Linked DNA regions of Mus musculus: regions 1, 2, 4, 5 and 6 are each linked to region 3. The links are chromatin loops, found by intact Hi-C in ENCODE. Cell type or tissue: heart. All regions are shown on one strand. Region 1 holds the start of Ankib1 (ankyrin repeat and IBR domain containing 1). Region 2 holds the start of Rbm48 (RNA binding motif protein 48). Region 3 holds the start of Gatad1 (GATA zinc finger domain containing 1). Region 4 holds the start of Cyp51 (cytochrome P450, family 51). Region 5 holds the start of Mterf1b (mitochondrial transcription termination factor 1b). Region 6 overlaps Ankib1 (ankyrin repeat and IBR domain containing 1).

Region 1 (5,000 bases), 160 kb before region 3:
TGAATGTAATCCTCCCTACCCCCCAAAACTATTTCTAAGTCTTCACTGAGCAATTTTGGAAAAAATAACTGAATTTCAGCTGTATATGTGACTGCTGAATGTTCTCGTGGTCAGTGCAATTACTTCTTCACAGCTATACTAAAAAGGTTCTCTTGGATTGAATATGTTCATCTTTTTGGCCTTTAAAGGTTCTCTGAGTTATATGCCAGTAAGTCTCGAAAAGAACATCAACCATAGAGTTTCTTTTCTAGTTACATTTACATGAACTCTCTTCAATTTTTTAAAAGGTCCATTAGGCATTAAAATGTTTTTTTCATATTTAATGAGTCCCTTACTGCTTCAACTCCTAGGAGAGAAAAAAGAGAAAAAGAGCACTTTCAAGAAAGGGCTGAAAATGTTCCTTGAGAGGATATACATTTTTATTCTGTTTTCTGAGAGGCAACTGATGTCACTCTGACACCCTGACTCACTTTCCTAAAATTTAAAAATGCCTTATTTTTGAAAGTTTCATTAAAATGAAATTCTTTTTAAAATTCAATAACTTCTGGCATCTTAAATAAAATTTAGTCTAAAAGCTTAACAAGTATTATTTCACAAACATTTGTCTTAATAAAACGTTTTTTTAGTTACAAAGTTTTCACTGATTTTGTACCAAAGAAACTAAAGGTATTTCTTTTTTTCAATTATTTATTTAGTTATGTTACATCTCAACTAAGGTTTCCCCTCCCTCCTCTCCCCTAAGACTCTCCTTTTCTCTTCAGAAAAGGGGAGGGAGACATCCCAAGGCTATCAACCAGCCTTCAAGTCAAATTTCAGTAAGATTATGTGCATCTTCTCCTATTGAGCTGGAAGAGGCAGCCTAGTTAGGGGGAAGGGTCCCAAAGCCAGGCAACAGAGACAGGGACAGCCGAAACTAAAGGTCTTTCCTTGAAGACGTTTGAATGAAACATTAGGATGAAGACATTTCATCTTGTTTAAAGTTTTGAGGATAGTTCATGGAATTTTTTTTTAGATAAAAAAATTTTAATAAGAACATTCTAAAAATCCACTACATGCAAAAGAGCTGCCTATAGAAAAAAAAAGGCTTTTCTTAAAACTTCCTGTTTAGCAACTGCTTTTCATCTCAGATTAACACCGACTAAAACATAATAAACTATAAACAAGATATATACATATGTATGAAAGCCTTAAAAACTGCAAACCTCTTAAAAAGACACTGTATTATAGACACTGTACAAAGAACATGGCAACTATAGAAAATGATGCTTTCTATAAAGTACCTAAAGGAGAAACTAAGTAGTTAACTTTCTGCACAGAATTTAAAGTAAACCAATTCTTATCTCAATCAATTCATAAGAAAACGTCTATTAGCAAAGTGTTTCATTTGTGAATACTCATTATATATTTTAAATACTCATATTTTAAATATATAAAACAAACTTACTGCTAGCAACATATTCGCAAAAATTCTTTTTTTTTTTATTTTAAGTTTATTTTTAAAAAAGTATTTGTACTGGAGCACTTAAAATAGTCTTCCAATGACATAAAAGGAAACAAAGGTTGAAGCCAGGAAAACAACAAAAGCTACCAGCGATGAAGGTGAAGCTGGTGCAACTGAAACCGACAGGAAGAGAGAACTAGTCAAAAGAATAAAAATAAATAAAGCCATTGCTAATATGCTATATGGCTCACTGCACTGGAGAAATGCTCAGGCATGAATGATATGCTGCCTAAAAAATGAGGACTTATGTAAGTGGAGATGGTTCATAACTTGGAGGGCTGTCTGCGATTTTTTTAAAAAATATGCAGGGATATTGTTGATTTTCATTATGATTGACAAAGGAGAGGCATACAATTTTCACTTAGTGCCCACAGCAGGGGTAATTACTCCTTTGTGGGTCAGTGAGTTTGTTTACAATAAAGACACGCTAAGTTCCCTGAGAGAGCAGGACAGGAATGGAGCTGAAATCTTGAGGTCGGCCAACCACATCAAGGCTTCTGGTGAAGTTACAAAGACCGAGGGGAGGAGAGAGCAGAGAGTGCAAGCCAAAAGGAGACATAAAGGAAGAACTCGGATAGATGGGAGAAGACAGCTACAATCGATAAGCTGTCACTGTCCTGGCAATGACAACACTGCCTGGGAAGTCTTTCCCTTGGCACCACCCACCAGTGCTCCCCTACCGGGAAAAATGCAAAGCTGCTTTTGCTCCAAAAGTTCCCACCCAAGAGACGCCGGTGACTTTTCGGTACCGGCGTGTAAGAAACAACACGCCTTGATGCAGAGCCTCGTGGGCGAGCTTCGGTGCTCCTGCCGTTGGCTCCAGCCGGCGTCTGGCTCTTCTTGCCTTGCTTTCCTTGTTTCCGCCAAGGAAACGGGAAAGACTCACCCGGGCGGGCGGCGGATCCTCTCCCGAGCCGCTACATCCAAGTCAGTGGGTGGGGCGGCAGTCGAAGGATGGCGGAGCCAGCCCGTCACCGTTTTCTCATTCCTTCTGCCTATCTAGGAGGCCCACCCCAACTTCCTGTGGCAGGAAGCCCCTGGATTGTCACCAAAAGCCGCCCCGCGAGTTCGGGTCTCAGGGCACCTGTTCCCCACCGTCCTTCCTCTCCCTCGGCTCCAGGAACCCTTCAGCCTCTCCACCAGCTTCGGGCTCCCAAAGGCCTCAGCTCGCCATCCCACCGCTACCGGCGCCGGGCAATAACTTCCGGGGTTACGCCCCCAAGGCCGCTTCAGGTTTGCGGCTGAAAAAGCTTCCGGGTCGGCCCGCGGGGAGCCGCCGTTCGTGCCGGTCCGTGCCACTTCGCGCGGCGGCCGCAGCTGTCTGGGAGCGGGCGACCGTGAGCTCGCGGGGTTTGGCGGCAGCCGAGCCCGACGCTAGCTATAGCAAGGACGGGGGTCGGGGAAGGGAGGTCGGCCTCCGCGGCTGCGTGCGCACGCGGCACGACCATGCGCTGGACTTGAGCGAGCGGCGGAGGCAGGCGCCACCGCCCCCCTCCTCCATAGCCTGAGAGCGGCGGCGCGCAGCGGGAGAAGATGGGGGGCGCCCGCCCAGTGTGAGCTCGCCGGGCGCGTCGGGCTCGCGCAGCGCTTCCCGCGGGCCTCCAGCGCGCATCCTCCGGCTCCCGCAGCCGCCGCCGCCGGCGGGTGGGTGGGGCGCCGAGTGGACCCGAGAGGTCACCCGCTCGGCGCGAGAGCCAGGTGGCCGCGACAGAGGAAGACCTGCAGATCTGGGGGGAATCGACGCGAGCCCGGTCCCGGCCGGGAGAAGTAACCGTAAGTTTCTGCTTCGCGGCTCGGCTCTGGCCGAGGCAGTCTCGAGCCTGCCTAGTTCACGCCCTTCCGCGTCTCTTGCGAGGGTTGCCCTGTCACCCCTTCTCTCCCCGTCCCCGAAGGAGCACAGCATCCTGTCTGCCCTACGGGGTTTCTCGCGCTCGCGAATTTGCAAGCCTCCCGGTTTCCGCGGCGCGTCCCATCCTCCACACACGTCTACATAGCCTTGTCCCTCTGTCCTCAAAAGATTCGTGCCCTCCTTCATTTTCTGTAGAACCCCGGACCTCACAGTCTCCGCAACCCTTGTTGGGACCTGGAAAGCCTTGGATTCCACTAACTCCGTGGACCTGAAATAGTGAGGAGCGACTAGGTTAAAAGTGCTCTGTAGGACTGTCATGGGTGGGGATAGGTGCAGATGGCACCACTGAACCTTTATTTGTGTTGCTTTTGCCACCCAAACAAAAGAATGAACGCTCCTCTGTACCCTCATTCCTCTACGTATGTGTGAACTGTTCGTACATTGATGTTTGAGTCGGAGGTAATTGAAGCTACAGCTGTAATGAAGCAGGTCTTGAAGAGTTTTTATTCTCACAAGCGTCATTCTTATGGAACGGCATGTTGAAAAATCTTTGGATTGAAAGACCCATTCAGGTTTACTAGTAAATGTGAAGACCAAATGTGAAAACATCTGGAGTTTTAGATAGTGTACTTTGGATGCTGTTAATTTCTTACTGTTTTGATTACTGTTTGACTAGGCTGTTTCTCGTTAAATTTTAGTTTGCATTTTTAGGTTGCTTTTGCAGAACTTTCCAGAAATTAGATTAAAATATAATTTTAATACTGTCAGTGATTAGACAGCTGTCAATGCATTAACTACTTTTTAAGGTACTATTAGAAAGCAAATGATAATTCTAAAAATAATGTTACTCTGTACGGTGTAGGTTCTGTTAATATTCTGTAAACTAAGGTAGTATGGTAACATTGGTGATTTTTTTTTCTTGGAAATTATTTCTTTAGGAACAATAAATATGTTTAGTCACCCCAGCAAGCCGTTTAGCAGTTTATCTTGGGCTGTAACTTTACACTTCACAGTTTAGTTTGAAGCAGACGCAGAAGATGTAGCTCCCACAGTCTGTCTGGAAATGGACTTTCCTTGGCACAGAAGCCCAGCACTGTGCAGACTTGAGGGCATTGTTGAAGGTGTAAAATCAGCTTCTGATGAAGAAGCTCTAAGGGTTTTCCTCAGGGAATGGCTAGCTGCATGGAACAATCTTTTTTGAAAATTCCACTAGTTTCTTTTATCTTTGGGACAAAGAGGAAAGATAGGAACAACATTTCCTACTTAATTTATTTGTTTTCTCAAAGCTCTGAGAATCTTGAGTTTATGCTATGTACGAGTCCTGAAGTCATGTATGCAGTCTTATAAACAGGTGCATGCTGAGCCATGGGGATAGAGTTCTGTTAGCCACTCTTTTAAACTCTTGCGGCACCCTCACTTCTGAGACGTGATTCCTTTCCTGGGTGTGCTCACTTGTGAAAGTGAAACACATATATTTATATAGCCTGCCTGTAGGTAAAAGATCAAAGTTATTTTCATATATGAGGAAATACAGTTGATGGAAAAGCATGAATAAAGTTTCTCTGATCTCCATGAATGGAGTGAAAAACTTTCCTCAGCGTTTTGAGTAATTTTCTTCCCTTTGAGGGTACATGCACCATTTATCTAGGT
Region 2 (5,000 bases), 50 kb after region 3:
AATTCTAAATAACCTAGATAACTCAGGTCCTTTCACTGTTAACCTTTCATGTTCTATAGCCTCGGCTCTCAACTCTGTGCATGTAAGTTACCTGAAGATTTATTACGTCTTTTAAAAGTTGATTCCTCATAGATTCTGGTTCAGTAAGTTTGCGGAACAACCAGACTATTTGGATTCTGAAAACCCTGAGGTAAATCAGATAAAGGTCACTGTTGTAACTCTTCCTCCCACTAACTTCGTATCCCTGTTACATATTTAGGACTTCAGGTCAAATGAGATGATTCCCAACACACGAACCTTTCTGCTTTCATACTTATCTATGCTTCTGGGCCAATTTGTCTTGGATAGTTTCTTGGGTTTTTGTTTTATTTTGTTTTGTTTTTCGAGACAGGGTTTCTCTGTAGCCCTGGCTGTCCTGGAACTCACTTTGTAGACCAGGCTGGCCTCGAACTCAGAAATCCACCTGCCTCTGCCTCCTGAGTGCTGGGATTAAAGGTGTGAGCCACCACTACCAGGAGGATAGTTTCTTGTTAATGTGTTTCAAACTAAGCTATCTGAGAGGAGGGAATGTCAACTAAGAAAATATCTCCATAAGATGCAGCGGCAGGCAAGCATGTACGGCATTTTCTTAATTGGTGACTGATGGGGTAGGGCCAGCCAATGGTGGGTGGTAACACCCCTAGTAGCCCTGGGTTCTATAAGAAAGCAGGCTGAGCAAGCCATTAGGAACAAGCCAGTAAGCAGCAGCCCTCCATGACCTCTGCACACACTCCTGCCTCCAGTTTCCTGTCCTGCCTGACTTCTTATCCTGGTTTCCTTTAATGATGGACTACAATGTGACGTGTAAGTCAAATAAACCTTTTCCTCCCCAGCATACTTTGGGTCACAGTGTTTCATCGCAGCAGTAGAAACCCTGACTAAGACAATTATTTTGGGAATTCTAAATAACCAAAAATGAAAATGATCCATAAGCAACAACACTTTACAGTTTCAGCAAAACATAGCTGTCACTTTAAATTTCTAAAAGTTGAGTTCAAAAGTTAATCATGGTGAGCAGTTATATAAGTTATGGTCAGTTTATGGTATCATACCAAGTAATTGCTAAAAGCAATGACCTCTCAACAAAAGTCATATTAATACTACACAAAACCAGGACAGGAAGCTGGGCGTGGTGGCGCACGCCTTTAATCCCAGCACTCGGGAGGCAGAGGCAGGCGGATTTCTGAGTTCGAGGCCAGCCTGGTCTACAAAGTGAGTTCCAGGACAGACAGGGCTACACAGAAAAACCCTGTCTCGAAAAAAACAAACAAAACAAAACAAAACAAAACAAAAAACCAGGACAGGAAACCTCATGTGTATCTAGCTCCACCTTTCTATAAACAATAAAGATTAGATATAAGCATGCAAGACTTAATCCAAATGCTTAGTATTTTACTTCTTCACTTCTCAAATAATAATAAAAATAATAATAAAGACCAAGACTATGTAATTCCTAAACAGTGATGAATCCAAGGAAGCAACAACATGTCAGGTTCAAATTCTTAGCGACCATAAGGAAGCATTTTTCTAAACTCATGGGGTGGTAAGCTTAATTTGAGATTTGAAAATACACTGAAAAATCCCCATCAGAAATGACAGGGAATAATGATCCAAGCTGGGATTTGGTAACAGTGAATGATTCCTTTCAGTCACCAGAAAGCAAACCAGAGAGTTAGAGAATATTTGGTGGAGATAAACTAACAGTAAGAATGGTTCTGATGAAATTGGTGTGTTCTGATAGGTGGACTGTAAAAGCAAGATAAATGTAGCAAAGAGGAAATAAAGGTAGAATACTTGAAGTCATTTCAAACTCTTGTATATTTTTTTTATGACCCAGTGTTCAGGTACCATGCATCTAGGATTTTAGATTTCAAATACTCTAACCCCATGAATACACTCAAACTAAGAGAGTCTATTTCTGCTCACTCTTAGGAAAATATGGATGCTGTATTTCCACCGATGGTTAATAGCCTTGAAACACCATAATGACAGAATCCAGACAGCTCGCTGAGGTCCAAGTAATCCTAGCTACCGAGGTGAAAGTGTGGGGTGTGAATAATTCCATCACCTTGTCACCCCGCCCCACCTCCCTCGCCGCACATATTCTTGCTATGTTCGAAGTCCTCCGGAGCAGGGAGAGCTATCTATCCTTTTATTAACCTTTCGCACAGGTTGGAAACCTTGGTAATCTACAAACCAAGTCTGCCACTCAACACCTCTATCGCTGCACCGGCAACTCGTTGGCAGGATAATGCTTTAGCAACCTGTAAGCAAACCTGTAAGAGCTCTCTAGAACTTTCCATCCTTGAGTGAGGGCCGCTTCTGACTGCTGGGGCAGAACCCTTGCATGCTCAGCTTGCTTTAACCGAGTTAAAGGGGTGCACTAGGAATTCCACGGTAGGGTCTGAGGATACACTAGCCGTGGTGTGGATGCACACGCTGCCACTCCACGCCATGCCCGCAGGGGGCCCTCGCTCACGCCTCAGCTCGGGGTCGGTGGCAGACGATGTCCCTGCAGGAAAAGGTGTCAGCTGACCCTAGTCCCACGAGACGTCAGTGGTGTCCGCGTCCCGCCAGCGCGTTACCTGCAGCAGGTGAAGCTGGGCCACGAGGCGCCGCGGCAGATGCAGGAAGCAGTCCCGAGCATTCGTGAAGGCCACCGTCACGACCGCCCCACCAGACCCCGCACCCGCTAAGCGATCGCTGCTCCACATTGTCCCAAGGTTCAACTCTCACCGGAGAGCGGAGTCCACCGGCTTCTCGTCAGGTGAGAGCGTCGGAACCCGAGAACATCGATCAGGCCCGCCCCCCTCTTCCCACGCCCGGCCGCTGTCACCCTCGGGCCACCTCCGAAGCTCTAGGGGGCGGCACGTCGCTCGTCGAATTCTCGCTCTCAGGAGATGATCGTCGATGGGGTCGATCCTTCAGCCAATCCTAGCACGCCTGGTCCATCCTGCTCTCTTATTGGACTCAGAGGAGCGCGGCTGGCGGATGTTGTTCTGGCGCGGGGGACTAGAGCCGGCAAGATGGCATCCAGTGACGGGAAACCTGGTGGCGTATTCGATCACCACGTCCAGACGGCTGTGTGTGACTCGCGGGCCAAATACCGGGAGGGCCGACGCCCTCGCGCGGTCAAGGTAGAGTGACTCGGATTCTTCTCTCCCCTCGGCAGGGACACTAAATTCCTGTGAGCACTAGCTCCCCAAGGCCTGCCTCCATAAAGGCATGGCAGGGATGTTGTGAGATCCATCTCTAAGTGGAGGGGGCACGAAGAACCCGGGCCCCGGTACCAAAGGTTATCACTACCCTCGGTTAGCTGCTTACCAAACCTCCAACCCACTATTTTTAGCTTTGTATCCTATGTGTTTACAATAGCGCTTCTCACAGGGCAAGCCCAGGGTGAGTGAGTGTTCAGTGGCTGTTTACATTAACCTCTCTGGAGTCAGCTTTTGGAAAAGACGTCTGTTAAGTGGTTTAGTCAGATACCCTTATGTGGAGTGTGGTAGTCTTTAGGCAGAAGAGTGACAGTTTAGTGTGTATGTTTTGCAGACCGGATTGTTTCTTGTTTTCAAAGCTCCATTTAAAAGGGGGTGGGAGGACCGATTTGCCATAGGCTTGTTTGAAGAGTACATTTAACGAGGTCTCCTTTGACTTTAGGTATATACAATCAATTTGGAGTCTCAGTACTTACTAATACAAGGAGTTCCTGCAGTGGGAGCCATGAAGGAATTAGTTGAGCGTTTTGCTCTGTATGGTGCGATTGAACAGTATAACGCTCTAGATGAATACCCAGCGGAAGATTTTACAGAAGTTTATCTCATTAAATTTGTGAAATTACAGAGTGCAAGGTATGTACAAGTTAAGCAGAACTCCTGTTAAAATCTTATTCCTGTTGCTGTCATTTTGGCCCCAACTGTTTCCCAAATGTACCCAAAGCACAGAAGCACTTCTTGCTCTCAGTCTTCCTGATTGGGGGGAGGAGGGGAGGGGACAGGGTTTATTTGGATAGCCTTAGCTGTGCTAGAATTAGTTCTGTAGACCAGGCTGGCCTTGAACTCAAAGATCCCTTTGCCTTTGCCTCTGACTCTCGAGTGCTGGGTTTAAAGGTATGCACCACTCCACCTCGCCTTCCAGTTTGTTTTTCACCAGGCCTCACATCTGCGACTTAATCACTCTAACAGTGAGTGACATCCCAGCTCTTCCTTCAAGCTTTTAAAAGGCTGACTTTACAACAATACTCTTCCCATCCTCTCATACCTGTGCTTGGCAAATTTTGAACCTGTAGTGTGGTAGATTAAGAATTACGTTTGAAGTAAATTATCAGTCCTGTGGATTCATGACTGTGGAGAATTTTAGTCCTCCAAGCAAATTTTTGTTCTTTTCCTAAAATCCATATGGCAAAAAGGACTACTTCTTGAGGTTCACTGAGCAAGGATGAAATGGGACAATTTATGTAAAGGGAGTAGACTGGTACCTCCTATTAAGAGGAAATAGTAGAGCCGGGCAGAGGTGGCACATGCCTGTAATCCTAGCACCAGGGAGGCAGAAGCAGGTGGACCTCTTGAGGTGGAGCCAGCCTTGTCTACAGAGTGAGTTCCAGGAGAGCCAGGGCTACACAGAGAAAACCCTGTTTCCAAAAAACAAGCAAACAAACAAAAAGTAACTATTAGTAATGACAGTTCTTATTTGTATAGTTCTATGTTAATCAACTTTGTATTCCAATAAGGAATGCTTTATTTTATGTTAACCCCTTTTGGCGGGGGGGGGGGGGGGTGCATGTGTGTGCATATTCCTGTGTGTGTATGTGTGTGTGTGTGTATGTGAGTGAACACTAGCCTGAAACTGGCTGTGTAGACCAGCTGACCTAGAACTCAAAACTTCCTCCAGACTCTGCCTACCCATCTCCACCAGGTTCAAAGGCTTGTGTGCACTACAGTGTACTCTATCCTATTTTTTGAGGT
Region 3 (5,000 bases):
GCCAATGTTCAGGCTTAATTCTCTCAAATAATACACATCTCCTTTCCAGGTGAAAGTGTATTGTATCTGCTTTGCTAATGGTCCTCCCAGAGAACTACTAGTTTTGCAGTGATTTAAATCCAGGTTGAAATGTGTCCAGTTCCTCGAACCAAAGTTCACAGAAAACGATAAATTCTTCCAGCAATCACCCCTAGTTAAAGCAGTGTTCAATGCAGTCTCCAGGAATCTTCTTTGGGAGCCTTTATGCTAATATACTTTATTTTAAACGTTAGGAAGGTATAATGTATTGCTTGTTCTTTATGCAAATAAGTGATGTGAAGCCATATAAGATACAAATATCCCAGCTCTGAACCCAACTGTGTAATACAAAACTGTAACGTTTTAATTATAGTATAACTCATGAGAAATAATTGATAGGAATTCTTCTGCACATTGCTCATTTCTAACCCAACTAACTCATAAACCCCTCACGTTCAGTATTCAGTGCACAGCACTGTTACATTGACCCAGGTAAAATAAATCATTGACTAATAAATTAATCTCATCCAGTCCACACTGGTGTTTCTGCTGTTTTCTGTCTGAATGTTCTTATTATATGAATTTCTTAGACCCTCAATTCTTTTTTTGGGGGGGAGGGGGCTCGAGAGCACTTTATTCTAATGTTAAGTAGTATGCCAAGCAAGAATGTTAAATTAAGTTTCACAGTGTAGGTGCTAATACTGGATCTAGTCTTAGCTGTCTTTCCAGCCCTAACACACCTAGCTTTTTACGTGAGTACTGGGGGTCAAACTCAGGCCATAAGCTTGTGCCAGAAGAACTTTACCATCAGGTCACCTCCCTAGCCTCCAAAGTCAAATTAATTAATTAAGACTTTTAAAAGGGTCTTGATCAATAAGGCTACATTTATCAAATGAAAACACAGGATAAGTATGAGTATCATATAACTACTATTACATGGGCCACTCTCACTAGTCATTTGAAATTCACTTTTAACGGGAAATTTTACATCCATTCCCCCCCCCCAGCCCCCCCCCCCCCCAGCCAGTTGTAAACTCAGAAGAGTGACAGGCAATGGTAAGTCTGGCAGGGCCACTTCCGGCCAGTAGGCGGGGTTTCCGGAGCCCCAAAGCCTAGGTCAGGCACACTGGTTCACTCGGCCCCGCCCCGCCCCGCCCCGGGAGCTCCGCCCATCGCCGGAAGCCCCGGTGGGCGGAGGCAGGGTCGTGGTCGCCCTGGGGACCCCGGCGGCGGCGGCGGCCGCCCCGGATAGCGTCCCCTAGGGCGGAGCTGGCTTTCCCGGGAGGCCGCGCCGAGTATCGGGCCTGCGTGCCCCGCGGGCGGCCCAGCTCCAGGGCTGGGTCCCGGGCTGCGGGAGCCCGCTTCCCGCCTCCAGGGGTCAGCGGTGGCCGCTGGGTCCCGGCGCGGGCGGCCCAGCACCTCCGACCTTGCTCTTCCAGTCGCCGAGGTGGCCGGCCGACCCCTGGGCGGCCCGTGCAGACGGCCGCCATTCCCGTGTCGCTGCGCCCGCGGGGGCCGCCCGAGCCGGCCAGCATGCCGCTGGGCCTGAAGCCCACCTGCAGCATGTGCAAGACTACGTCGTCCTCCATGTGGAAGAAGAGTCCACAGGGCGAGATCCTCTGCCATCACTGCACGGGCCGGGGCGGCGGCGGCGCGGGAGTGGCGGGCGGGACCGGGGGCGGTGGCGGCGGCGGCGGTGGCTTCGGCACCACCACCTTCGCCACCACCTCGGCCGGTCCTTCGCAGAGCAACGGGGGCGGCGGCGGCAAGCAGGTGAGCCCTCGGCCTCTCCCTCCTCGGGAGAAGGGCTTCCTGCCGTAGACCGGGCGGTGCGGGACGCACCGGGGCAGCCGGACGAGGCCATTTGCTTGTAGGTCGAGGACCTCTTGCCCATCAAGTCCTTGTCACGTTAATAAATTAGTAGGTCGCTAAAAATGTCAGCATTAGAATTCTGTTCTGAGATATGCAGGAAACTTGGGGGGGGGCGTAAAATAGATCAGTTCAGCAAACGAATAATAAATAGTTCCTGCCTTGTCCTCCCCCCACTTCTGTCCTCTTCCCGCTTGAAAGCAGCGCCATCTCTTGGGAGGCCCTACAGAGTTTAACATCTCAGCCCTCGGTCTTTTAAGTTTTTTGTTTTTAATTTCTTTTAACAAAGTGTATTATCCTCTGATCTTTGTGAGGTTATTGTATTGGCTTTTCTTCTGCAGTTTTAATTTCCTTTTCTCTAAATTGTGTAACAGAGTAAGCAAGAAATTCACAGAAGGTCGGCCCGGCTCAGAAATACCAAATACAAATCGGCTCCAGCTGCTGAAAAGAAAGTTTCCACGAAAGGAAAAGGGAGAAGACATATTTTTAAGTTAAAAAATGTAAGATGGTTGTGGACATTGTGCTTCCTAATGGGACACTGTGGGTGTGGTGGGCCTTCCCACGGCTGGTGTACCTCTCAGGTGCACTTAGGCCGTATTCTGGAGGGAAGGCAAGGTTTCCCAAAAGACAGCTCTCCTGGAAGAAATTGGCAGTTTTTGACATTAGAAAAGCAGTTTCTCAGTTTTTTTTTCTTCAGCTTTTATTTTTCTCATCTGAAAGATATAAAATATGAATCTAGAGGAATGTTCTATAATTTAGCACAGTGTATCTGTATGCAAAGAGAAATTATGGTTTTTTTTTTATAAATTGGTTAAATTTGTTCATTGACAATTTAATGAAGTTATGACTCTTGATACATAGTTAATTAAGAAAAATTTGTTGCTGGGCAGTGATGGTGTTAACCTTTAATTCCTGTACTCAGAAGGCAGGTACAGGCAGATCTCTTGAGTTTGAAGCCAGCCTGATCTACAAAATGAGTTTTAGAACAGCCATGGCTACACAGAGAAACCCTGTCTTGAAAAACAGAAGGAAAGGAAAAAAAAAAAAAAAAAGAACAAAACTTTTTTATGTCTTTTAAAGAACGAGGCAAATAACATAATTCATCAGTACCTTGTTTGTTATGATAGACCCAGAAAAAAATATCTATTGGTTCATGATGAGTTTGGTGATTATGAATGCAAAACTTTTTCTAAAGCTGATGTATGAAGATTGTTTAATGCCTGCTGTGGTAAGGGTTTTTTGTTTTGTTTTGTTTTATTTGTACATTTGGGACAGTGAAGGATATTGTAGATGTTTTTGTTTATCTCAGCTTGGTTGTTACTTTTGGAACAAAAATACCTCACTTGCCAGTAAACACCTTTCTAAAGTAGGCATACTCATTTGTAAAACGGGCCCAGGAGAAGTGTCATAAAGATAGTAGACTCTTGTTTAAAGATTTATTTGTATTTCTTGTGTCTGAGTGTTTTGCTGCATGTGTGCACCAGGTACCCTCAGAGGCTAGCAGAGGCACTGGCTCCCTAGGTATTGGAGTTACAGACAATTAGAAGCTGCCAGTGAATGCTGCGGGCTGAACCTGGGTCCTCCGAAAGAGCAAGTGCTCTCAAATGCAGAGCCTTCTCCCAGGCCTAATTGTTCCCTCTTAATTTCTTTTTACATGTGTTTTTAATTGTGTACATAAGAGTGCTGGTGCATATGCCGGGTACATTATGTGGAGGTCAGATCAGAGGACAGATTTCAGGAGCCTTGGTTCCCAGTGTCAACTCAGGCTGTTAGGCTTGCGTGGCGAGTTCAGACTGTGTTCTATTCAGTTACTTCATTATCAATTTCTCTGCATATCCATTCTTGGGAGAATGGCACAAAGTCAGGAAAGGCCATTTTTACGTTGTGATAAGCTTTGTGTTGCAGCTCTAAAAAGGGATTTTAATGGTGGTACAATGTGGCAAATTACTAAGAACCCTAAAGAGTTCAGGCTTGCAACAAAATTATATTTATCTGTATATTTTTTATAATTTCCATCTGGCCATGCTCAGTCTTTTAGAGCCACTGTATTTCTATACTTGGACTATTAATGTCTACTGGAGTGCTAGAGAGCTTTGTGTTGTGTTAGCTCCTAGCAGCATAATCAGAAACTTCACCTTTTGTTTTTCTGCGCTTTTAAGTTACTGGTAGCAAAAATTGTGGAAATATTCACCTGCTTCACATTCTGTGTGTGTGTGTGTTGTGTAGTTTCTGTCACCAAATAGTATTTTGTTCTTTTCAAATTAGATAGTTCTCATGTAGATGGTAAAATGGCCATACATACTATATAGGTACTCAAATGTTTTTGCGTCTGTTTTTTTGTAGCCTATCAAAGCGCCTGAATCTGTTTCTACCATAGTCACTGCAGAGTCAATCTTCTACAAGGTAAGCCTCTGGAGTCACTTCGAAAGGGCAGCTGGGCCTTGAACTCAGAGATCTGGGATTAAAGGCATGCACCACCACTGCCGATTTATGGAAGTTTTACATGTCATAAAGATGAACTATTACGAATATTCAAAAGTGAGATTTTTCCATCTCGGGATCCAGGGAGGAGGACCTGGGATGGATATCAGAAGCATAGGGAGAAACAGTACTGGAATCAGACAGCTTAGTTAATTTGATATAAATAGAACAAGAATGAGTATGTCATTCTGTTGTTGAGAAGATGTAAAGCAGAAGACCGGGGAGGAGACGGTTGTCAAGGAGTCTGGGAAATGTGGTAACATCCTGAATGCTGCCTATAATAGAAAAAGGTTTCAATGTTTCTTTTGAACTTACCATATCTATTCTCTTTGAATAAACAACTGGAAAAGGGCAGTGTTTAGAATCTAGTCTCACCAAGCACATGCTGGTTTTTTTATTTTTATTTCTAAGGTGGTATATAGTGAGACCACTGAGGCAGTTACTGTAGGTGTGTAGTTTAGAGTTGCTTCCTTGTGTGGACCTGAGCAACACGTCATTTAACTTTCTCCAGCTTAATGGCTGTTAACACAAAGTAGGGACAGTGTAGAGGGTTTTTAGGCCAGTGGACCTACTGGGTGATCTGATCACCGTGGATCCATGGTGTACATGCCCCAAGCCCCCAGATTATAGAG
Region 4 (5,000 bases), 460 kb before region 3:
GATTTCTACGTACTCTAAACACCATGGTACAGACGACAGAAGAATTTAGTAAGAATGGTCATATTGCTGTACACTGCCTCAGATGAACTTCAAAAAGAACAGGTCTACATAAAACTAATGTACAAAAAATAAACAAAAGAAAACTGAAAATATTCCTCGAAGAGAGACATGCACAAAAGACCAAAATTATTCATCGAAGACAGACAACTTCAAACTCATAGTCATGAAAGTTGGCCAGCTCTATGGATTGCATTATCTCACTGCTAATAGTCCTTCTTTCTAATACAGTCTGACATGTCAGATTATCTCTTTGAGACAGAATCTCACTTTCTCATACAGGTTGGTCTAGACTCCCTTTGTAGACTAGACTGGCCTCAACCTCCTGGTAATCTTCCTGTTGCAGTATCCTTATTATTAAGGTGATGTAACCTCCAACAAGCCTGAAACAGGCTGAGCCAGACCTCGACTTTGTTGCCACTAAGGAGATTACCTAGGGTGGAGCCTGCCTCCCTAGATCACTCTATTGTTCAGCCACTGTCCCTGCTGCTACCTGCTGGGAATCGGCCAAGCTATTCCGGAGACTACATCCTACCCTTCACGTGGTCATCTGCAGCTGGGCTCCAAGGATGAATTGGCGGGAATGGGCCTCCCCTCTCCTTTATAAAGTGTGTCCGCCATTAAACATTTGAACCTTGAACAGACTAGCATGTCTTGGTTCCATTATTTCTCTACCCGCCTAGGTTCCCTCTTTTCTTCCAGCTCCAGGTTGCCTCCCAGGCTCGAACCCAGACATGAGAGCTACAGGCCAGCCCCAACAAGGTGATAGTTATGAAATATTACAGCCAGCAAGTTTTTAAACTTTTTTTGATGATTACCATTATTTCTGACAACTTGCCATGATTTCTTTACATTATATCCAGTGTGTCAAGACTTTTAGACTTGTATAAAGACTTGTTTTACACATTTTTATTTTCTAACATTGAGTCTACAAAAATGCATTACAAGTAACTTTTGTTTGTAAACATTGTGTACTGAAACTTTGTCAGTACATACAAAAATACTCTTTGGGATCTTGGCTCTTTGGACCACATGGTAATCTGTAACTCATAACAATTTTGTTTAGTCTCATTAACTTGGGTTGTCATGGTATTTCAGGTTGTAGTTATAAAGCCAGCTACAGATAATTACCAATCGTGGTGATATACATTCATAGATTCATTTTGACAGGGTATTTGACATAGATCATTACTATGTAGACTTGGCTGTCCTTGAACTCACTATGTAGACCAGGGTGGCCTCAAACTCGCTGACATCCACATGCCTTTGCCTCCCAGTGTTTGGTATTATAAACTATAGTTCACTTTTTGACTAATCATTGTTTAGAGCAACTGTCATAATTATGCCTGAAAGTTTGTGATTGAAAAAATGTAATTACTATTTTATTGTATAAGATGGTATATGAAATATTGCCATACTTATACATGATACTCAAATTAATCTTCCTTAACTGTTAAGTTTTAGAATTTGGGCTGGCTGTGATGGCATATATCTTGGATCCCACCTATCAATCCAGCTACAGAGGCTTGTGGACCTCTGTGAGAATGAGGTCAGCCTAGTATACATAGAGGTCCAGGCCTGCCAGAACTGTAACTCAAAAACAGATCAACAGCATCATTTTTTTTTAATAACACTGTACCTTTGATCTTTATTTAAGGGTTTTGATCTTTTAGGATTTCCATATTTGAGATTCCTAGTGTGCAATGTTAAGGCCCACTTGCCCACTGACAGATAACATCCTGGTATTCTGGAGTCTGTTGTTCATGTACTTTCACTTCCGTAGACAAGGTTGGTTGCACCAGCTGCACAGGAGGTGCTTGATGATACACAGGCAGGAGATGCATTGACTGGAAGGATGCTTGTCCCCAGTGGACTAAGGCTGGAAGCACCATAGCTTTGTGGGCTTGGCCTCTACAGGCACCTGTCTAATGTAGCTTGAGGCCATTCTTTGGGAATCATGGGTATGGACCTGGCCAGTGTCCATCTTCCTGGCCAGTATTAAATAAAGCTTTCTTTAATTGGATAATTGTGGAACTGGTCTTTCCCCTAGCAATTTTCAAGTTCAACAATGGCCTGAAGTCACTCCAGTAAGTCAAGACGTAGCACACAAGACAGGCTTAGAAATGAGTGAGCAAAATTCCTGTTGTAGATACTACTGCCAGAAATAAAGAGGCTCTTACCTACAGCAGTGACAATAAAAATGGAGTGTTACAAGATTTTGTGACTGATCTGAGGCAGGAGGATATTGGTATACAGCAGTGTCCATCCTATATAGACTTCCTACTAGGCACTTCCTACATAGGCAGGTGGCAGTCACCCTAGGGAAGAGGTAATGAGTGGGCTTCACTGACTGACTACGATAAAATGTGAGCTCTCTAGGTGGAATTATCTAGACGGTGGCTGGACCATCTTACTCATTCCTGGAGGTGCTTGCAGTTTTGCCAATCACTGCACAATCATCTCCAAACTTAGCAAAAAATCTAGCTCTTAACCCTGGTTAAATAAATAAATGTACCTGCCAAAGATCTGGAAGGAGGGTTAATTTGGAAACATGTCATCAGAGGTGCTTTATTTGTAGTGAGATCAGGGTAACTCCTGCTTCAGATCCAGCTATCAGAACAGGAGTTTGGGGACATCTGCCTCAGTTTACTTTATGGCCTGTATTTATTTTAAAAGACTTGTCTTGGTACAGCAGCACACCAAACAACTATCACTTGCTAGCAATGTGGCCCTACACGAACAACCTGTCAAGCAGATTGTACGGGTGATCCGATGGTCTCACCCTCCAGGTTGCATCTGCAGGAGTGTTTTTTTTTTTTTTCCAAGATTCGTGGTGCAGGGCTCACGAAGGGCTGGTCTCACAAAGCCCAGAGGTGACATCTCCGCGAATAGCCGCAGAGGCGGGCGCCCCACGGAGGGGGCGGTGCCCGGGCCGCCAGCTCTGCTGACGCCACATAGGCCGAGATCACCTCAGCAGCGCGTGGTGCAATCACAGAGCGCCTTCGCCTCTGCCGCTGTCCGCCACCAATCTGGTCCTGAGATCCCTCCGCCAGGCTCGTCCGTGCCCGCTGCCGGGGCCGTGCTCGTTAAGCACGCGGGACCTCGTGGTCTGCGGTTCTCGGGGCGCGATCATTTGTGCAGCCATCACTTTCTTCACCGAGTCCAAGTGCCACGGTAGAGCCTGCTTCCTCAGGTCCCCTCGGTGGCGCAAGAATCCCCGCACCTAGACGGAGGCGTGGCCACCAGAAGCCCCGCCCCGTCTGTGACGTCCTGGTGGCGCGCGAGCTGTCTGTGGGCGTGTGAAGGGCCCGGGCCAGACTAAGCCATCAGGCCGGGGCCGCCTCCCGACTTCTATCTGCCGGCTTCTCCTGCTCCATCTTTTCCGAGAAGCGGTGTGCGACCTCGGCCCCCAGCCTACCGGGCGGATCGAAGCGACGGTCGGGATGGTACTTCTGGGCTTGCTGCAGTCAGGCGGCTGGGTGCTCGGACAGGCGATGGAGCAGGTGACAGGAGGCAACTTGCTTTCCACGCTGCTCATCGCCTGCGCCTTCACTCTCAGCCTCGTCTACCTGTTCCGTCTCGCCGTGGGCCACATGGTCCAGCTGCCCGCTGGAGCGGTACGTGCACCTCGGGGTCCTCAGTCTGTGCCCCGGCTAAGCGGGCGGGCTCGGGGGGCGCTAGCGGTGGCGGGCGCGCGGGAGGCTGGGGTGGCGGCTGCAGACGCCCGTGCCTGATCTTTGCTGTTGTGGTGGTCTTTCTGGTCTCCTTGCTGGAACCTGAACTCGGGGGCTGTGCTGGCCGTCGCCGTTTCTGCTGTGATAGCGGCTTTGAACTTCTGGCTAGGATCCTACTTTGCAGCGTTTGTAGTCAGTGATGGATGTGCAGACTGGAGGCCTTGCTGGATGGATTTGGCTGGTCTGATTGCCTTGGCCATCCATGACTCTTAAGTGCAGAGCACTGTACTGACTTTACTGTTGGTTGTCAGAGGTGTTTGGGCTCTTTGTGAGGGCCTTGATGGCAAGTTAAGGGTAGCTGCATCCCCGGTGGCCATCACTCTTGATACTGCCCTGTGTGTTTAGTATACTGTGGGCTATTGGGCATAACGATGATTAATAGCAGTGTCAGGGAAATTGCAGACAGTTCATAAGTGACTTGAGAGTGTGGGAAGCGCTTTCCTGTGATGCTGTTAAAATACTGTTTCTCTAGTTTAGCGCTACACCAAACCACTAATTTCAAGCCTTCCAAATATAGTTCATGAATACCCTTGTAATCAACATTTGGTAGCTTTGAAAACCATCCCTTCGAAACTGACAATGGGATGTAAAAACTTAACCCAGCGTTAAGTTCCAACCAAGTTGCTTTAAAACTAATCTCTGAACCCAAGGGATCGATAGGCAGTTACTATTTCTTACTTTCATTAGATACATTTCAAAAGCTCACTATCATCATCATCATTTCTGAGATATTTATTATATCCCAGGGTGGCTGTAGAACTTGTTATGTAGCCAAGGCTCACCTTGGCATATCTTCCAGCCTTCACCCCTTGAGTGTGCAGTGCCTTCCTGTGTAGTCATTTCTGTTTTGAGTTCTTTTGAGGCTAAACCTTGTCTAACTATACTGTGTGTGTGTGTGTGGTTTTTTTAAACATTATTCTTAAGCAGGCTATCATATGAAACTTTCCTATTAATAAAATGAAAACTAAAATTTTCATTTTCTTTTTGCAGAAAAGTCCACCACATATTTACTCTCCAATTCCATTCCTTGGCCATGCAATAGCATTTGGGAAAAGTCCAATTGAGTTTCTGGAAAATGCATATGAGAAGGTAAGTCTTCGGAACAGACAGAGGCAGAGACTCTAGTGTAGAGAAGTGCTTTTCTTTAAATAGAAAGACATTTGTAAAAAGATTGTGCCCTCCCTGCTTATTGGCAGTATTGAAAACATA
Region 5 (5,000 bases), 550 kb before region 3:
TTGGAAAGGTCTAAGATTCTAGCTCCTGGGCCACATATCAGAAGCAGCAGGTCCTGTTTGTTCAAGTTGAAAGTTGATTGTAAAAATTCAATGTTAGTTTTTACACGCTTGGTGCTCTGAATTAAGATGGAAGGGTTTTTAGAAATTATCTTCCTGACAAAATCTCTGGGATCATTGTGACCTAAGGACATACCAGTCTCCTGCAAAAATTCAACCATTTGCTTATTCAAATTCAGACTGTTGGAGAAGGTTCTGGGAGCATTGGTCAACAGTCTGCAGAGGCATTTATGAGTCAATCCAACAGAGCAAAGGAACTTTATATTATTCTCTAAGTTTAGATTGTTATTAGATCGAAAAAAGGATTCAGGAGAACGCTCCAAAATATTTACAATTTCAAGGTCTGATGCCATAATCTTTCTCCACAGATCCCACCGTTTTGAAAGACTTTCAGGAGTGCGTGTTATAGCTCGTGGATATCTTGATATGATGCTACCAATCACTTTGTCACTAGCTCCCTTGGACAGAAGGAATATCTTCAGCTCCTGCTCATTCGTAACAGCCTTGTTAAAAACTCCAGGCTGTCGCCTCCTTGCCATGTCGATATCAACGCCCATGGTGACTAAGTTGCTCAGCAGGTCCTCCCTCTCCTCCTCCAAAGACTCCTTGTCCTTACTGTCGCATTCCACACTAAACGTCCTGAATGAAATCGACTTGAGGAAAACTTCTGCTGAATACTGAAGCATCCAGCCTCTTAAATCAAAGAGAAAGTTTCTTCTCACACACCAGATGTTTCTTGATGCCATAATCATCAGGTAGCCCAAAGTTTTTCAAATGCTGTGTAAAATAACATATAATGTTAACATACAATATTATGTGACTAACTAATGACAATATCCGGATCCTTTAAATGCAAGGGGCCTCTCCAGGAGAAAGCATCCCGCCCTCCAGCTCTCCTGGTTCTGCACTCACCTCCTGCCTCATGGCTTCTGTTGGGTCCCTATGGACTCAAGGCTCTTCCTCTTTGACTTACAGAGAAGCAGAACACCATGCTGCCCCAAGCTGCCCTGCCCTTGTATTGTTCTTTTAGTTCACTGTGCCTGCTTTGACTCTCCAGAATCATTTACTCCTCTCCACCTCTTCTCTTTTCTGTGGTTTCTGACATCTTTGGCTTGTTCCTAAGAAATTGCCCTTTAATTACAATTCAACTTTCAACTTGCCAGATGTCTGAACTGAACCTGCCACAGACACTAGATCTCTTTGCTTCTGGCTACCTCAAACTCTAAATGAAGCTCTAAAAAAAACACACTTCAGATTATCTAATTTGCATCTTTAATGTCTTTTTTAGACATATGATACCCTTTAAATGGATCATACACACACACACACACACACACACACACACACACACACACATCTGTAGACAAAAGATGCCAACATTAATCTCTATCTCAGTTTTCCAAACTGTTTTCTTGGTTGCAATGCCATAATTCTAAACTCATTTCCATCTTCATATTGATATAGTTGAGGGATGGACTGTAATTCAGAGGTAGGTCAGTGATACATTATATATCCTTAGCATGCATGAAGATTTGAGTTCAATTCCCCAATACCAGAAAGGAGGAGAGAGCAATTAATTTTCTAATTCAAAGTTGTTAGGTCTTAAACCTGGGACAAGAGTTTGCCAAGAACACTAGCTGAAGTATTCATTAAACATATCAAAGTTGACCTGGCTGCCAGGTTCTCCCATCATCCCTCAGTCCTTATCTGTTACAAGGTCCTCCTGGCTGGCATATCCCACCTCTACCCTGAACTCTCCAGTCAGAGGCTGGGCTGCCCATCCCCCTCCAGCCATTTCAGCAACGCCAGGCCTTTTGTTCCTTTTTGGCCTTTTTGTCTCTTGGCTGCTGCTCAAGGTTGCCCTCTCTTCCTGTCCTCTCCTCCCTCCTCACATGACCCAGCTCAGTCTGCCACTCATATCCACTCTAGATCCTTCTAGATGCCTCTGGCTGTTTTCTCCCTCATATATACAATCACCCTTCTGTTACAACAAATCCAGGAACAGCCATGTCCTCCTTTAATTTTTTTTTTCCAGTCAAGGGTGTGGGCCCCAGTAGATCCAACATTCTGATGATGGCCATATAACCAAATGAATACAGACAATACTAACTGAATTTAATGGCTTTAAAAAAAAGAGCTCTTGACTCTAGCTGCATATGTATCAAAAGATGGCCTAGTCGGCCATCACTGGAAAGAGAGGCCCATTGGACACGCAAACTTTATATGCCCCAGTACAGGGGAACGCCAGGGCCAAAAAGGGGGAGTGGGTGGGTAGGGGATTGGGGGTGGGTGGGTATGGGGGACTTTTGGTATAGCATTGGAAATGTAAATGAGCTAAATACCTAATAAAAAATGGGAAAAAAAAAGAGCAAGAACAAAAACTTCAATGGTTATGGAATGGGATGTGAATTTAGGAGGAGCTGGAGGAGTGGAGTGAATGTGATCAAAATACACTGTATTAAATTCTCAATTAATTAATAAAATATACATATAAAAAGAAAAAGAAAAGAAAAGAAAGAAAGAAAAGAAGAAGAAGAAAGAAAGAAAGAAAGGAAGGAAGGAAGGAAGGAAGGAAGGAAGGAAAAAAGAAAGAAAGAAAGAAAGAAAGAAAGAAAGAAAGAAAGAAAGAAAGAAAGGAAAAGAAAAGAAAAGAAAGAAGGAAAAGAAAAGAAAGAAGGAAAGAAAGAAGAAAGCAAGCTCTATCTAGCATGTACAATCCAACCTTTTCCCTTCCAGATGCTCATGGATGACCTCTGCTGGATAACTGGACAGAAGACTATCACATTACAGTCAGCCAAGTTTTATAAGAAGCGTTATAAATAAGCATGCAAAATTATCCAATAGACAGTATCAATTTTCAATTATACTTGTCTTATCCTGTGACAATTTCTATTTTACATACATTTTATAACAAATACAATATGAATAATAAATTTTTAAAAATCAGTCACTAAGGATACATATACTAAGTCTATCAGCTTGAAGATTACTACCAGACAGCTCATTCCTTTCAGATGATTAGCACCACGGTAAACGATAAACATGACACAGAATATTCAACAGAAATTCTAATACCAATAAAATAAGAAAAAGGTTTGCTAAGACTCCTAAGAAAAGGGTAAAAAAAACTATTAGTTTGTTAGACTTGTCACAAGTAGATTTTTGTTTCTCTTTATATAACTTATCCTCCAAATAAATATTTTCTAAATGTATCAACATATAAAGTTGAACTGAGCATCCATGCAGCACCCAAAGTAGCGCTCCTCTGATTAATGTCATTGTGGTAAGCACCCCCAGGAGGGTTTTACATTCTCTCTCTTCCTTACCAAATCAACTTCACTCAAAACAGCAACAAAGCAATCTTGTTCCTGCCTATTTTAGTCTCAGTGTCCTTGCTGTCTTTTCATTATTTTTAACTGACATAACAAATAATGGAATCTGTATCTATCTTCCCAAAGTCCCTCTTTTACTTTCATGTCACACACATGAGTGTGTGTGTGTGTATTCTCCATTAGAAGCATGTCCTATTGTTTTTCCTCATAATTCTCATATTCCCATCACCTTCTCAGTAGATGCTCTCTCCCCTCAGCACTTACTACTACTATCTTATCAAACTCAAAGCTCACATATGAGCGCACTCGCAGGCGGGAAAGCACGTGCACTTTTCTGAGTTAAATTGTCTTTTCTTTCAGAAAAGAAAAAGGGTCATTTTCATGAACCCAAGTTGTATTTGCAAGTCATTGTATAAACACAATGTCCTTTTAAAAACAGATTGTTGAGCTGAATTTGTAACCTCTGGCAAATTAACTATCCCAAGACAAATTTTAAAAAAAGCAAATATCGAATAATTGCCTTCAATCTTCCTCTAAAATAAACCATTTTCTTAAGCTTCGTTAAATTTCATGAATATCACCAACATCTTGGTGACTGTAACTACCGAGGTTCAAGATGGAAGATTTATGTCCCTGTCCCTTCCCGTCCCCTCCACCCCACCCCATCCCACAGCTGGAAAGCTAACAGGTGTTTAAAGAAAACTGCTAATCTTTGGGAATTCCACAATCCCGCTACTCTTTTGACACAGCATTTAAGTGTACAGGGTTGTTTTGTTTTGTTTTGAACAGAACTACATATCGATGTCGACTTTGTCATAAGAGACTTTAGATCTCTCCAGAAAAGGTAAAAACCGATGTTTCTACCACCACACCACTAATTTGGAAAAGAAAAAGGCAAAAATATCGCCAGTGTAGTAGAGAATAAAGAAGTCCAGGTCAAATCATTTTTGTGAGATGCACGACCTCTCGCAAACTAAACATTTCTCAGTCATAATAAAAAGAAAACGGCAACGCATGGGGGGAAGGTAGCGGAATCGCAAACGCACTTTAATACCAGAACCCCACGTTACACATACATTATTTCGTAATGCCCTATATATACAACAACCTAAGGGTGGGCACTGTCCCTAAAGTTACAAATTCCGAGCCAATGCCGAGCTCTTTGCTGTACGAAGTGTGGAGGGCTTGATGAGTCTAAACTCAGAACCGCCGTAATCCCACATCGAAGGCTCGCCTTCCCTCGGGCAGTTCTGCAATGGCCTTTAGCCATTCATCGCCCTGTCTAGCAGAGACTCGCAAGCCGCTCGCAAAGGCTCCAGCAGCTCCCCAGCCCCAGCCCGCACACTGCATCCGCGCTCCTACCAACGCTCCCGGTAGACACCTTTCACTTCCGCCTCTGGACGCCCGGGAGGGAGCGGAGTGCGGAAGTAACGGCTGACTTCCGGCCTCGGCCTGGCGCAGAGGTGACGTCACTAGCCCGGCGCGCTGTGCCTAAATCCTCGGCCGCCTGACCGCGGGAGCCCAGCAGGGGGCGGCTGAGACTGTGGCTGCGGGGACTCTGGGCTCTGGGCTGGTTCGAGACCACAGGGCGGCGCCAAGGCTTCCCTCTGG
Region 6 (5,000 bases), 86 kb before region 3:
ATTCTTATACAATTATCTTGCATTGAATGTGAATGGACCATTATCATCTGTGATTAAATATTAATGAACCACTACTGATAAAACATGTGAAGAATTTCTCTTTTCCTGAAATCTAAATCAGATTGCTTGGAGAGCATTTAAAAAAGGCAGGTAACTTTTAAAAATGCTATTTCATATTACTAAAATGAAGAAAAGGGAGATAGTTACTGTATGTGGGGTTCTATATACACTAAGGAAATGACAGAAATTATAGACAGTATTTTCTGGTATGGTGGGCATAAGAAACAGGAAGTAGAAACAGAACAGGAGGAAAAAAGGCCATGACCTTTTAATAAATTTTACATAGCTTCTAATAGAATGTGTAAAAATTATGTTAGCGTGGTGTGTGTGTGTGTGTGTGTGTGTGTGTGTGATGTTTTCTTTATCTGTTCATCTGCTGATCAGTACCTAGCTTGAGTCCATTAGCTGTTGCAGTTAGTGTTAAAACAAACATGACTGTCCAGGTATTGCAATAGTGGGCTGACATTGGTTCTTATGAATCATTGTATGACTAGATTGTGCTGTTCTGTTTTACATTTGGGGGGGGCACTTTTAATATACTTGACAGTGTGTGGTGATGGGGAGGAAGAACACACTTTTGGAATCCCAAAAAAGGTTTCAAGTCTCTTTCTGAGAGTGGATAAGTTACATAACTTCCCTGGGTCTTACTTTCTTCAATTTAAATAAAAACTGAAAATGTTATTAGGAGAAATAAATTAATGTATATAATAAATATTATATATATACACATATATATATGCATATATACATATATGTATATGTATAACACCAAGCAAAATTTTTTAATATTTTAGCTTTTTTTAATTTTGGATTTTTATGACTCTAGACTTTATAATAATGTTTTCACTTGACCATTTTATAAAGATTCACATAAAGAAGATTATCTGTACTAAATTAATCCATATTTAAGCTAAGTTAATTCACTAAAATTTTATTTATAACCCAAATTATTTTTTCCTTCTTTCAGACCCTTTACCAAATGACCTTTAGGACTATAACCATTTTACAACTAAAGACCATGTGAAGGCTGTTGCAAAATTATGTTCTAAAAGAGAAATGTGGCTAAATTAAACCTCTACCAAAAAATTAGTAAATTCTAAGTAAAACATCTACCTAAAATAATAGTAGGAATTACTAGGAATTCTGAGAACATTCTTAACATATGGTACTAGTAATTGTAGTTTAAATTCCATTTTAAAATATTACTAACTTTTGTCTACCAAGACATGCCTTCATAGTTACTATTATATAGAATACATTCTATAATTTTTAACTTTTCATTTATCCTGTTTCAATTTTTAGTATGTTTCAAACATTGTAATTTCTGGGTTTTCATATATATCTGTTTTGTTTTTCCTAAAGATTGGGACAGGGAGAAGTTGCTTGAAGCTTGGATGTCCAACCCAGAGAACTGCTGCCAGCGGTCAGGGGTGCAGATGCCAACCCCACCACCCAGTGGGTACAATGCCTGGGACACGCTGCCTTCCCCGAGAACTCCAAGGACTACAAGATCCTCTGTCACCTCCCCAGATGAAATCAGTCTGTCTCCTGGGGATTTAGATACCAGTTTGGTATGGCTTAGTATACTTCCCAAAGCTTTTAGTCTTTCAACTTTTAAACTATGTGTGATACTGCCCTGTAGAGTGGTTGGTTGTAGTACTGTAACTGAATCTCCTACCTTGTTTTGAAGGCTTGGTAATTTTTTTTGCCTTTGTAAGTTCTTACTACTATAGAATGATTTTGTGATATCTGTATTATCGGTTGAAAAGCAAAATATTTTCTCACTTCAAAACAGTTTGGAAAAACCATATACTACATTTTCACCTAGAAATATTCAATGTATTTAAATAAAGCATAATGAAATACTAAAACTTAGTTTATAGTATATATTCTTAATCTAAAATGAAAATTTTAAAGTAATTTACTGAATGGTAATATTGTAAAGCATTTGCAATATATTGTGATGATCATATGCTTGTTCTAGCAAATGTTCTGAGTTCATTCAGTACATTTTCTTAATCAGTGCTTCTCCTTTAACAGGCAACAGTCCTGCCCTTGTGTGCAGTAAACAGACAGCACCCTGCTGCTGTGCTGTGTGCGAGATTATGGTGCATTAGACTGCTTTAGCCACTTGAAATTTGTAATAAATAAGAAAGCTTCCCTTCGTCCTCTGTAGGAACCATTTGGGAAGGCAAAATGCTATTTCTGTAATACACATTTGTAACAAAGTTGCTTCTCCTAAGTCATGTTAACATAGCATTGTTTACATAGTTTTGTATCAGACTTGCTTGCTTGAACACTTTACCCGAGTGCACGTGCACATGCGCGCGCGCGCGTGCGTGCGTGCGTGCGTGCGTGCGTGCGTGTGTGTGTGTGTGTGTGCGTGCGTGCGTGCGTGCGTGCGTGCGTGTGTGTGTGTGTGTGTGTGTGTGTGTGTGTGTGTGTGTGTGTTAGGGGCTTAGGGGAGTCGTTAAGAGATGCTGGTACTTGAACTCAGGTGATCAACCCTGCTAGGCAAGCACTGTACCACTGAGCCGCATCACCAACTCAAGTTGCCACTCTTAATATCCTGACTTGTTGTATTCAAATACAAAGTTTCTCTGTTCCTGTGTATTTTCCACAGTAAGCATAGAATGAAAGATACTGCAATGGTTACTTTGTAGCACACCATGTGATCTTGACCTGAATAGATGGTAATGATTTATTTCTTATATTTCCCTTTCCTAATGCTCAATGCTGATTAATAGGTAAACTTAGTTAAATGGAAAATATAAAAAAGACAGTCAACCTTGTAGCTTTGAAACTTTTCAATTTTTAAGAATTATAATTACTGTAACTTTGAACTAGTGAACAAAATTAATGTATTGCTTCTCTTCAGAGTCTGACCCTGTTAAGTCATTTTTCTTGTCCATCTCCAGTGTGACATTTGTATGTGCAGTATTTCTGTGTTTGAAGATCCAGTGGATATGCCCTGTGGACATGATTTTTGTAGAGGCTGTTGGGAGGCGTGAGTACATGAACAGCTTGTTCATCTCTTACTAATTGATAGCACTTTTGACTTGGTAATGAAATTGTCTTCAGTATTTAATGATGCTGATTATTTGTATTGGTTTTTGAGTTAACTGAAATGTACTGTTTCACAAAGAAGGAATAGTTTTGTCTTTCCTTTTTGACATCAAGGGAAGTATAACTAAATAATTGTATTAGTATTTTCTTTTATATTACATATAATATAAATTTCAGATGTACACCTAAATACCAATAATCAGTTTCTATCTTATATCGCACGAATTTTAAGCATTGGTGGTCTCTGAATTTTTTTAAGGCAGTCAGAAAGCCTTGAAAACCTGTAAGAACTACAGATAATTGAAATTCTTTTCTGTTACTCTAAAGTCAAATGCTTACACTAGAGATTGGGTGTGTATTACAGTAGAAATTTTTCTTCTCATGCTTTTCTCTCATTTCTTCTTTATAATCTGTCTTAGATTTATATATTCTCATGTCTTACCTTGAACTTTGTGAGACAGTTTTTAAAACAAATGCAGATTAGTATAAATGAATAGTATAGTATCTTACTGTCTCTGGGGACTTTTTATTTAATGATTTAAGCAAAATATGTTATAAGGATCTTAAACAAGTCTCTAATACTATTTTTTTTCATGGAATATTGGGTACCAAGTGTAGGGATGTGGGGAGCATTGCATGAATGAGATAGCAAAGACTTGGTGGTTTGCTGTATTTTTGTTTTGTTTACAGTTTTGCTGTAATGCAATTGTTATATATCTGTCTATACATTTAAAATAAATTAGTTCATAAATTGAGACATGTGTACACCATGGAACTATAACCACAATCAAGACAATAAGTGTCTCTGTTAGCTTCCCAAATTTACTCATTAGGGTCGAGAGTGGGTAAAGTGGTTCCCCAAACATTGGAAACCAACCTCATGTCCTAGAACACACATACTAGCATGCACTTATAGACCCAGTGTTAGAGGCAGAAACGTCTCAACCCTGGAGCTCCTTGTCCAGCCAGTCTAGCATCATTCTTAAAAAATAGCCCTCTAGCTCCATGGCAATGAGAGGCTCTACCTCAGAGGCACTGTCCTCAGAGGATAGTGTTTCTAGGATAACATCTCAGGTCATCTGGCCTGCACACATGCACTCCCGTGCACACTCGCACGCACGCACGCGCGCGCGCACACACACACACACACACACTCTTACATGTACCTGCACATCTTTCTGCCTCTCCATCCTCCTCTCTTCACCTTCCCTCACCCTGAATATATATAACACAGACTGATCTGTGTACTGGTTTCATCTGGTGTACTTTTTATGTTTTCTAAAACAGTGTAAAGCAAGACTTCATTTGGAGGGAAAGAAATGCTTTTCAAAAAGTCAGAATAAATAAGTATACCTGTTTGTTTTAGATTCTAAACATAGACTAGACTTTTAAATCTAATGTGATCAAGTCAGCATAGCTAATACAAGTCAACTAATTCACAATAGTCAAACTCACAAACTAAAGCCATTTTTAGCACAATTCTTGAGCAGAAAATTTTCTCTGGATATTTAGTTTCAAAGTCTCAACTATATTATCTGAAGGACTGTTAGTTAGGTTTTACCATTGGTGGTTGTTGGACTTGGTTCTGATATGAAAATTGGCCTTGCCAGTGAATTACTTGGATTTTTTTTAACCTTTAATGACCTTCCTCATATAACTAGTATCATAGAACTACCCCCTAGCCAGAAAGGGGGGTTAGTAAGTTTTAAATTCTGTTCTTATTGTTTTCCTTGATATTATACCATCTACTTACCATTCTCCACCTGACCCATGACAGCTCTTGTCAAACCAGACACTAGTAAAACAAATTGAGTAGTTGATATATTGAGTTAAAAAAATATTTTAAAATTAATAGCAGTCTGCGGGAGACTGAT

Evidence for each region. A loop is a pair of places that touch in the nucleus more often than their neighbours do. Peaks named below come from ENCODE experiments on the same cell type or tissue, not always from the same donor. Only the 100,000 strongest peaks of a DNase experiment are listed, where the experiment ranks them.
Region 1: a loop joins it to region 3, with 5 times the contacts of the local background. A loop is called at or near these places in 21 of 42 quality-filtered maps.
Region 2: it touches region 3 in a loop (4-fold over the local background); 3 of 42 quality-filtered maps call a loop at or near these places.
Region 4: a loop joins it to region 3, with 4 times the contacts of the local background. A loop is called at or near these places in 4 of 42 quality-filtered maps.
Region 5: it touches region 3 in a loop (15-fold over the local background); 6 of 42 quality-filtered maps call a loop at or near these places.
Region 6: it touches region 3 in a loop (2.9-fold over the local background); 2 of 42 quality-filtered maps call a loop at or near these places.

What each region holds. Positions count from the first base shown.
Region 1 is chr5:3,800,871-3,805,870 of GRCm38, reverse strand. It overlaps Ankib1 (ankyrin repeat and IBR domain containing 1), which reads left to right and starts at 2,747. Exons shown (of 20, transcript NM_001289527.1): 1 at 2,747-3,274. Krit1 (KRIT1, ankyrin repeat containing) reads right to left here and starts at 2,706. Exons shown (of 17, transcript NM_030675.3): 1 at 2,388-2,706. In heart, a CTCF peak has its summit at 2,195; DNase peaks (open chromatin) are centred at 2,610 and 3,440; H3K4me3 peaks cover 2,884 bases; H3K27ac peaks cover 2,208 bases.
Region 2 is chr5:3,594,142-3,599,141 of GRCm38, reverse strand. It overlaps Rbm48 (RNA binding motif protein 48), which reads left to right and starts at 2,595. Exons shown (of 5, transcript NM_172991.4): 1 at 2,595-3,176; 2 at 3,697-3,887. The coding sequence starts at 2,940. It overlaps Pex1 (peroxisomal biogenesis factor 1), which reads right to left and starts at 3,076. Exons shown (of 24, transcript NM_001293806.1): 1 at 2,625-3,076. The coding sequence starts at 2,753. In heart, a CTCF peak has its summit at 2,506; DNase peaks (open chromatin) are centred at 2,581 and 2,971; H3K4me3 peaks cover 2,513 bases; H3K27ac peaks cover 1,774 bases.
Region 3 is chr5:3,644,171-3,649,170 of GRCm38, reverse strand. It overlaps Gatad1 (GATA zinc finger domain containing 1), which reads left to right and starts at 1,235. Exons shown (of 5, transcript NM_026033.2): 1 at 1,235-1,791; 2 at 2,262-2,387; 3 at 4,231-4,290. The coding sequence starts at 1,552. In heart, CTCF peaks have their summits at 1,166 and 2,106; a DNase peak (open chromatin) is centred at 1,130; H3K4me3 peaks cover 2,008 bases; H3K27ac peaks cover 1,792 bases.
Region 4 is chr5:4,102,808-4,107,807 of GRCm38, reverse strand. Cyp51 (cytochrome P450, family 51) reads left to right here and starts at 3,111. Exons shown (of 10, transcript NM_020010.2): 1 at 3,111-3,674; 2 at 4,782-4,880. The coding sequence starts at 3,501. In heart, no CTCF peak of the experiment used is centred here; DNase peaks (open chromatin) are centred at 3,057 and 3,317; H3K4me3 peaks cover 2,428 bases; H3K27ac peaks cover 2,178 bases.
Region 5 is chr5:4,192,170-4,197,169 of GRCm38, reverse strand. Mterf1b (mitochondrial transcription termination factor 1b) reads right to left here and starts at 4,803. Exons shown (of 2, transcript NM_001042670.1): 1 at 4,752-4,803; 2 at 1-834. The coding sequence starts at 809. In heart, a CTCF peak has its summit at 2,814 (motif pointing left); no DNase peak of the experiment used is centred here; H3K4me3 peaks cover 874 bases.
Region 6 is chr5:3,730,607-3,735,606 of GRCm38, reverse strand. Ankib1 (ankyrin repeat and IBR domain containing 1) reads left to right here. Exons shown (of 20, transcript NM_001289527.1): 6 at 1,423-1,631; 7 at 2,979-3,067. Among named protein-coding and RNA genes, the nearest start is that of Ankib1, 70 kb to the left of the region's middle. In heart, no CTCF peak of the experiment used is centred here; no DNase peak of the experiment used is centred here.